2 separate regions of the Homo sapiens genome follow, and region 2 is linked to region 1. Evidence: read pairs that join two places in POLR2A ChIA-PET (ENCODE). Cell type or tissue: MCF 10A. All regions are shown on one strand.

Evidence for each region. Peaks named below come from ENCODE experiments on the same cell type or tissue, not always from the same donor. Only the 100,000 strongest peaks of a DNase experiment are listed, where the experiment ranks them.
Region 2: POLR2A ChIA-PET joins it to region 1 with 5 read pairs; 1 of 35 experiments calls an interaction of 5 or more read pairs at or near these places.

What each region holds. Positions count from the first base shown.
Region 1 is chr2:143,262,048-143,267,047 of GRCh38, forward strand. All of the region lies in intron 6 of ARHGAP15 (Rho GTPase activating protein 15), which reads left to right. Among named protein-coding and RNA genes, the nearest start is that of ARHGAP15, 140 kb to the left of the region's middle. In MCF 10A, no CTCF peak of the experiment used is centred here; a DNase peak (open chromatin) is centred at 2,994.
Region 2 is chr2:144,097,982-144,102,981 of GRCh38, forward strand. The region is part of intron 6 of QTMAN (queuosine-tRNA mannosyltransferase); the gene reads right to left. Among named protein-coding and RNA genes, the nearest start is that of QTMAN-AS1, 160 kb to the left of the region's middle. In MCF 10A, a CTCF peak has its summit at 1,848; DNase peaks (open chromatin) are centred at 1,970 and 4,580.

The sequences.
Region 1 (5,000 bases):
ACCCTGTAGAACCAGGAAATATCCACAGCAGATAGTAAAAGATGTGTAACGCGTGCTGAGGCAAGATGCAGTCAGTACAAAGGAGTTGAAGTCCACACAGAACTGTTGCACCAGCTGCAGCTGTAGTGACACCCACACAGCTAAGAGGATGTGAAGCAGGGCACAGGAAGCATCTGATGCAATTTACCGCTTGCAATATTCAAATTTACTTATCTCATGTTAAATCTAATCTGTTGCCATGTCTTCAAAATGATGGCTGGCCTCAATCTCTACAAAAGAGCTAATAAAAATGTTTTTGTTTAAAAAATAAAAATAAAAAAGCTCCACTCCTCCACTGCAACTGTGTATGAGGCCATATTTGATATTTATCATCTACCACCTTCACTCATTCTAGATTTTCCTCATCCTCAGCCAGGAGGAGTTTAGTCGGTTTTGTTTGTCTGAAGGAGTCAATCGGACCTTTGTATATGCGGGGTCTGAACCTTTGATTTTTTTTTTTTTTTTTTTTTTTTACTTTGTCACGCCCTGTTCACTGTAGTTGACAGTTCACTGCTCTCATCAGGCCTAGATGTACCACAAGACATCTCACTGAATCATCTGACTTCCAGATTCATTCTTCCTCCTGCTGCTGTGCATATGCAACCTTACTTTCTCATTATAATTAGGGTCAGCTATCCCCATGAATATAGTAGCTATTTTAGTTGCCCTCTTGTACACATCATGAGTATCCATAGTTACCATGCAGTGGTCACAGCTTTGAGTTCATGATACTTACTAATCCCTGTTAGAAGCAGAACTCTCCCGTATCCCAAGAATAAGAATATCTAATTCAGCAGAGCCAAAGTTGCAAAACCCAGAAGCATACATGCTGCAGATAGGTTACTACGGGGGCTACTCTTACTCCTACCTTTTGGTCCTTAGACCCACATATTCCACCTACTGGAGACACCATGTCATGTAACATCATGTATCAATGGTGTGCCATGCATTGATTCAGTGAATATACTGCAACTTGGAATATTGAACCCCCAAAAAACAGGATCCTGTCTCCAAACTACTACCTAAGCAGACACTTTAAGAGGCCACTTCATTATTAGATCAGGTTGATTTCTTCCAAGTGATGTGACATTTAGTAAGAACGGCAGATCTTAAGATCACGTGCCTGGTGTTTCATTTCCCTCATTTCCTTGATTTCAGGCAAGATCATGAATCACCCCACATTGCTAATTCAGCATTCTTAAAGATCTGGAATGGTAGGGCAGGCAGAGACACCATAATCAGAGAAAGCAAACCCATAGAATGAATCACTGTTCCCCCAAGGATGGAAGGGGTCTGATGTTGTCAGTTTGCTGTCAAACACCTGGTTTGTCCTGAAGGGGTCAGTATCTGCCTCTGCTGCTGGAAGATCATGTAATCAGTGGTAGGTAGCCTTGGGGAGAAAAAGCCATGATGTTGAGTGTGTGCAGCATCTCCATCTCTGCCACATGGCCACTCCACTCATGGGCCTATTGTGCATGTTGTAAGTGACTAAAGAGAGGCTAAAGAACTTCAACTGACCAGTCATCTGGTACATTGGCTTACCCTCTGGTAGATGTAGACAAGGATCTGCATGCTCTGGATACATTCTTATGAATCTTCTAACATTTCCCAGGCTTCTTGTTTCTAATCTTTCAGACTGTCTCCTTCCAGGCCTCTAAAGAGCAGGAAAAGTCACCTTCCATTGCCTGGAAATCAGTCTATATTCTAACCTCAGGCTACCCTCCTCTCAAGATGGCTGCTTGCCTCTCTGTCCTGTGGGAGGATTTCTCTTCACCACAGTCCTATAAGATGACTGGGTGGGTCTACGGTGAAGCTGCAGTCTTTTTTTTTTTTTTTTTTTTTTTTTTTTTTTTTTTTGTGCTCACCAACATACTGAGCTAACCCATCCATGAATCAGGCTTGAGGTTTTTTTTCATCATTCATCAGCTGGCTTCAAGCATCTCCATGAAGCCCTAGGGGTGAACTCAGGGAGAGGCACCAGTGTTAACAGTGACAAGAAAAATGGGAATTTGAGCCATCTGTTCATGGAACTTTCTTAATCCCTCTAGACCTGTTTAGGCCAAATTCTGAATATAGCATTTCAATCCATGGATTGTTGTCCACTCTATGATTCAGTGAATTCAAAAATACCCAGGTCATCATGAGAAGCTGAAGCCATAGAGTTGTCTGATGTCATATAATTAGATATTCCTTCTCTATTCTGACCCAGCAATAGGCCAGAAGCTACTTTTCAAATGGGAAGGATATTTTTGCTGTGGAAGGTAAGGCCTTCCTCCAGAACCTTAAAGACTTTCATTGTGAGGCTGTTAGTATAACCTACCACACACTCCACAGTAATATTATATTTCACTTTCTCACTAAATTTTCTGAATCATATTCCCAAGAGTCAAGGAGCTCACATGACAGCCTGGACCTGCTGCAGGCATTGGTAGTTATGAATAGCCACCCTGGTATATGAATGACATTCAGAAATACTCCTATTGTCCAATCTACTAACTTATCTAGTAATGACAGTCCCGGGCTTGTGGTCATATCACCCTATGAGAATATCTGAGTGAGGCCCAGATTCCTGATTGTCTGCAAACAGTGGCAGTTTTAAACCACTAAATATTGGGCCGGTTTGTTACAGAGCAATAGCTAATTGATACAAGTAATATGTCTACAAATACAGTAGTTTGATTTTTACAAGAAATGGTGACATATTTGAAAGTCAAGTTCAACCGGTATTAACGGACCTTGGAAAAAAGATAATGAGACCACAGTTCTTGGTGTCAGCTTCTAATAATTAATTACCAAGCACTAGCTCCATAGAGGCTTGTAGAGAACATGCAGGTGGTGCCATTTCATCTGGTCATGTAGCTTTTCTGTTACTCAGATTGTTTACAGAAATAGCTGCCTAACAAAGTTAACTTCTAGGAAGGATGCCAGGTTACACGGAATCATACCAGAGTCTTAGAATCACATTGGGCTTTCACCCAAAGTTTTTGCAACATTAGGTGGAGGCAATATAATTTGGCTTGAAAAGTTACAAGGGAAAAAAATGTCAGAAAATGCTCATGGAACAGGGTGTTCAGAGTCTTCAAGATAGGATCTTTCTTGGCCTCCTGAAAATCAGAGAAAATTGTATATCTGTGATTTTTTTTTTTTTTTAATAGAACGACCCAACAGAATCCAGGGTTGTCACAGATCATTATTAGGCCAACAACTGTAGAAGTTCTAACCCCAAAATTGAGCTGTAAGACATAGGAGCAGATAGAGCTACAGTTGGAAAATCTAAACATAGTCTAAAAGTTTTGGCGCTTCAAGAGCTTCTGGGGGAAAGAAAAGAAATTTGATTTCTGTGTTGCTGATGGAAAAGCTCAAAAATTACCTGAGAAAATTGTATTTGACATATTTTTATTGCAAATGGTATTTTGCTATTTGTTTCTAAAAGTTGAAAATGACCTTGCACGTTAAAAATCATCAGTTTAGAAAAAATATGAAGTCTGTTTGCATTTGGAATTAAGTATTCCAATAATTTCTTAAATTTAAAAACTACACATAGAAAGTGTTATTATTATTTTGGAGAGTTTTCGTAGGATATTCCAGGCCAATGATACTTATCTGGGTAAGGTGAACATGCAATTCTTAGACTTGCCTTTGTTAACTTTTAGTTTTTTTCCTTCCCAAAATATATAAACAAAAAGGTTTAACTTATTTCTTTCTGAATTTTTCTGACATAAATAAACCCAAGATAAGCATAGTGTATTCATGTTAAAGCTTCATAACGCTAAGTCTGTTCTGTCTTGGACTGAAAATTTATTTGAATTCCTTCAATTAAATTAAAATTTAAAGTTTCAATAAAATATATTATTTCTAAATCTATTTTAGGTTAACTTCAGGAATAGAAACTGATGAAAAACAGGGGGTAAAATTATTCAGTTACATCAAACTCTAGGTGTTAAGTGATTTTTTTTCAGAGTTATTTTCGAAACTGTGTGTTCAGTTATTACTTTTTCATAGTACTGAGTAGAGCTCCAGAAACTTGGAAGAGTCAGTTTTCAAAAATATCTAATTTATGGTTAGGAAACTGAATAACAGTCAACTATTTCCCATTGTTTCCCACTAAGTCCTTTGTTCCACAGTTACTTTAAATAAATTTTCTCACTTCATATAAAATGCCCTTTTGATAATACTGTCAATTTATCTTCTAAAGTCAAGCAAAATTAATTTTTTCAATATAATACAAATCAAACTATGGTGAAAATTTCAGTGATAGGAGAAGGTAGCTGAAATATATTTCAAGTACAAGCTCTAAGCAAGTAACTAAGACTTGGATTATGTAGAGTGCTTACTTTCTATTGGTGAATACTACTTTGCTGGGCCCCAAAACAGGGCAGACTAAAGGTGGTTGGTAGTTGCCATTGTATGAAGGTAGATTGCTTTTACAAAAGATACAATTTGGAAATGATATGTATCTATGATATGTTTCTTATTTTGTTCACTTAGCATATTTAAGTTTACTTATTAAAAATGAAACATTTCTGAGATAATTTTCTATTTTAATGACTCCAATCTGATTTAGAGACAGAGAGATAGAGTTCTCCTTAAATTATTTTGCATAGGGTTTCCATTGTATGGACAAAATTCTTATGCTTTTTTTCATAAACTTTGCTCAGGATTCACTCATGTTTCTAAATAAATAAAAGATAAATAAAAATAAGTTAATGAAGAAAATACTAACAGGACAATACAAAGGACCAAGTATCATTGGAGTTTTGGTTTATCATAGTTCCATGTATGGCCCCTGTATCAGCCAAAATAGGCTAAACTATGCTTTGAGAACAAATTTCTGTTGTTCAGTTCCATACTGTCTTCAGTCTGAGATCCAGGTTGATGGAATAGTCTCTTTCTGGAAGGGTGTGACAAGCAACATGTTTGCCTTTAAAGCTCTTACCTGAAAGTGGCATATGTCACGTCTG
Region 2 (5,000 bases), 840 kb after region 1:
CTCTGTCTCTCTGCACTTCAGTTTCCTTCCTCTCTGACAAGAAGCTGCAGCACTCACAAGGCTGAGGCTCTAGTAGCACTAATGTGAGCCAGACCTGGCTGCGGAGGTGCTATGTAAGCTTCTCCACACTGAATTGACAATGAGTTTCTACACTGACCTTCAAGTTCCAAGTTTATTCTGAGGCATTCTGTAAGCAAGGCTCACAACCAATACGTCAAAATTTTCAGTTAAGGGTCCAAGCTAGGTTTTCAAAAGTTTAGACAGTAATTACATAAGCCACACCCAATACTTCCATGTCACCTTTCGAAGAGATAAACCTCATTTGTTAATGTGCTAACATAGCTCAACAATGTGAGTAAAGTACATAGAAGGACGCTGATTCTATCCAGGTTCAATCTAACCATACATTTGCCAACTGTTTTTTAAAGTTCCTTTAACAGTAAGGAGTCAAGGCCGGGTGCAGTGGCTCATGCCTGTAATCCTAGCATTTTGGGAGGCCGAGGCGGGCAGATTGTCTAAGCTCAGAAATTCGAGACCAGCCTGGGCAACACGGTGAAACCCCATCTCTACTAAAATACAAAAAATTAGCCAGATGTGGCGGCATGCACCTGTAGTCCCAGCTACTCGGGAGGCTGAGGCAGGAGAATCGCTTGAACCTGGGAGGCGGACGTTGCAGTGAGCCGAGATCGCACCACTGCACTCCAGCCTGGGCAACAGAGCAAGACTCTGTCTCAAAAAAAAAAAAAAGTAAGGAGTCAAAATGTAACTCTGACTTTCTCACTTTAGAGAAATTATTCCCTAAGGTAAACGGCACTTAACATAAACAAGATAGATGATGAGGAGAAATTACAACCTATTTCTCTTAGAAAAAAAAAAAAAAACTGACTTAAGCTGAGTGCTAAGCCAAGCTTAGTGATGGTGCTACAGCTCCGCACTGATTTCCCTTTCCAGTGTTTTACACATTGCTTGCTCCCTAATAATATTTACTGAAAATCAAGAAAGGAGTGATGTTGATGCTGTAGAGTGTTAAAAAGGCATCAAAGACAGAATCTCCATATATAAGCACCTAACAATCAAATGGCTGAATATACATAAGTCAACTGACAATAGGCATGCATATACATGACATATGCATCTGCATTTATAATTCTATATTTAATTTAAAAGCTTCCCCTATACATCTGTCTGGGACAGCAGTAAAGTAAGCAATGGAGACATAAAACAAAGACAGTATCTCACCACAATGTATCATATAAAATAAATGACTCAGTAGTCTAATACAAGTGATATTATTCACAACACTTTTTGAAGAGTATGGTACTTTTCAAAAACCAGTAAGTACTGTTTTTCTTAAAGATGCAAATGTAGTAAATAGAAGACAGAATGTTATTCTAGATCTAAGTAGGAAGAGAGTTGGAAAACAACAGGGATAAAAGATGCAAAGTCTTATAATCAAAAAGGAGAGTCATGTACTCTCTGTCCAGAGTAACGAAAGGACTAGGGTATGAGGGAAAAACAAGTATTCAAGCAAGGAAATGTGGGTTGTTTTTTCCACTACTGATAACGCACTGGACACCTGAATAAACTTGGCAGACTGCATTTCAAGCCGTAATTGTGTACGTCTCCTTCTTTCCACATTGTATGCTTCATTAAATCTTCCATGTATCCTGTACCTTGATCTTCCTCAAGCCCTTTCCACATCAAAACTCACCAAAATGGTCTAGCTCCTTATTTCCAGTTGGAATTTCCTCTCTGGTTGGGGTACACTTCTGTGACCACATCTTTTAAGCTGCATCTTATGATTCTTCAATAAAAATAGACTCAATTCCCTTCAAGGAAACTGGTACCAGAAACATTTCTGCCTCACAGAATCTATCACCTACAGGTAGGAATGTTCTGCTCTCTTAAGAGCTTTGTAAACTAGAACATGGTATACAAGTGTAAGCCGTGACTCAGCTGCTGTTATTAGTCACTTTACCCTTCAGAGTTGCTTATATCTAAAATAGTCTGTCTCACTCTTAACGTCGTGTGTAGAGAGCAAGTGGAATGCGAGTTTAACATATTTTATGCAGCACCTGGTACACCACATGCAAAAAGGCTTGTTGCTGATGACGCTAATGCTCCCTGAAATTAAAGTCTATCTTCTCATGATCACATAATAACTGGCAATCACCTTGAAATGGGAGTGTATTAAGCTCTATAAAACACAGCTAGTACTTCTGGCCCAAGTTCTGCTCTCAGTGAAACTAGAGAGCAGCAGCTCAGTGCTCCCCTCAGAATACACGTGTTTCAAAGCATTTAACCTTTCCATCATTCCCAAGAATATTCACAGTTACACCAGCCAGATTATTCAAATGACTCACCAAGTTTTCTTGCTTGTGTATGCCACTCAAATAAGAAAGATTAAATACAGCCCTGTTCACAGTAAATTAAGTAACACTAGAATAAGCATAGAAAAATGATTTATTCTTGATTCTTGTAAGTCATATACATCACCAAATCACTTTGGCTGTTATTCAACTAATAATTGAATTGAATTGGGGCTAAAATAACCATTGGAACTTAAATTTTCTTCCTTATACAGGAAGTTCCTGAAATTCCTCCTCCTCTAAAATACACATTTTAGAAACAGGATAATATCCAATGTTATCAATATATTCTGAATTTATACTTGGAGACATCCAGTATTAATCTTACTGATTTCTATATGCACATCGTGTTGACTTACTTATACAGGTAGGCTATCAGAGAATTAATTAGACATGAACTTAGAAATTAACTTGCTTAATGTCTCATCTATTCAGGAATTCCTTGAAAAGACTTGGCTACAATATTTCACATACTGATTGCTAATTCACTTTCATTTAGTCTTTCTTTCTTTTTTTTTTTTTTTTTTTTTTTTTTTTGAGATGGAGTCCTGCTCTGTCGCCCAGGCTGGACTGCAGTGGCACAATCTCAGCTCACTGCAAGCTCCGCCTCCCGGGTTGATGCCATTCTCCTGCCTCAGCCTCCCCAGTAGCTGGGACTACAGGCACCTGCCACCACGCTGGCTAATTTTTTGTATTTTTAGTACAGATGGGGTTTCACCATGTTAGCCAGGATGGTCTCGATCTCCTGACCTCGTGATCCGCCCGCCTTGGCCTCCCACAGTGCTGGGATTACAGGCTTGAGCCACCGTGCCCGGCCCATTTAGTCTTCTTTCTGTGAAAGGGTGCAAAGAATATTTGCAACAGGGGAGTTCAAGACATTTTCCAAAGTTTTATTCAGGAGTTGCCAAATCAGGTGAAATGTGACATCTCCCCCACCTCTAAATCCCATGGACCTTTGTACCTTAGCCACCTCTGACACAAGAATCTCTACAACTTGATCAGTAATATCCAACATATTTATTCAAATCATGTCTATCTCTCTCTCACACACACACACACACACACTACTTTACTGTGAAATGTATCTAATTGTTAAAAAGATAGCCTTATAGTGAAATGATATGCTTACCCCACGCTTCTCATGTTCATGTTAGGATTCTTTACTTGGGAACAAGACCACACATTTATACTCACACTGGCACATAACAATCTTTCAAACTCCAAGGTTCTATGATTCTATAATGTGAATACAGCTATTCTGCCTCCCCACAGAATTCTCCAGGTTAAGTACCTCAAGACTCTTCAAGTATGTTTAGAAGTTTTGTTTTACACATATAAATAAATATATATAATATCAATAAATGTTATATATATATTCCCTTTTTGAATGTAAAAATTAACATTATTCTGTCAAATACCATTTTATACATTTCAGCCACTACCTTGGTCTGTCAAAATAAACATTTTGGTTTTGAAATGTCATGCTTATCACTCATTATTCTTTCAATCATCTTTTGTTCTGTGTCATTCAAAATTCTAGGACATTTGCTTCAGGTTTTTGTTTATGGCACCCCACCAGACTGAAAGAAGGAAAGTTTCTTGAGCATCTACCATATGTGAAGCACCTTGATTAGTACCTCACACTTACTGTTTCCCATAATTTAATTCTCACAAAACCCCTTGTGATCACCTAGTTTATAACTGAGGAAATAAACAATACTAAGTGAGACTTAAACAACTGAGTAACTGGCTCAATGGTCTGGTAAATGACAGAGCTTGGTCTTTAAATAAAGTTTCTCTGAATCCAGAGCTATGTTTTTTCCATTACAATATGGGATCTGTCTTTAGGATAAAAGCAATTCCTGAGTACCTATCAGTCCGGGAAAGATGGTTAGCTAATTACAAATCTACCTACCCATCTTCGTTGTAAGGCTATTACGAAGTTGGTTTGTGAAATGCCCTGCTGATGTCATCAAATACTTTCTATAAAGTAAATAGATACAGTGTATATGCATGTTTGAGGCTTACAGGTATACTAGGCATTTTGTGTTTAAAAAAAGTTTTATTTAAGTAACTTTATGGGGTTGTTTTACTTTTGACGTTTTACAGCTGAGGACACTGACGCCCACAGCACTCAAGTGACTGTTCCAGGTCAAATAGCTGGTAAGTGATCCAGCCCCACCCTATCCACTAACCTAGCAGCTCTGTTACAAAGGATGCTGAGGTTGCTTTGACATGTCATGACATGTGCACTGTTGGATATGCTGGCTTCCAGACAGCAGCACATTCATTTTAAGGACTGTACAAATTATCTGCTTAAGAATACACTCTGAAATGTGGTCAGTGATTTTTCTCTTCTTTTCCTTGTCACTGTCATCTGTGCATTTACAAGAAAAGAGCTATATTCATCTTGTACTCTCTAGCACCCAGCACATTGCTTACAGTGTTTCTTTCGAAAAACAAAATTAAGCAGTAGAATCCTTTTGAAAATAAAATTTACCCGAAATACAAATATATAAAACAAATAAAGGCACAGCTTATTTGGCAAAAGAGGTAAGGAAAACCATGAGGGGAGTGCAGCTTCATTATCTCTCCATATCTGTCCCTCCCTCCCACCACTTTTCCCCAAAC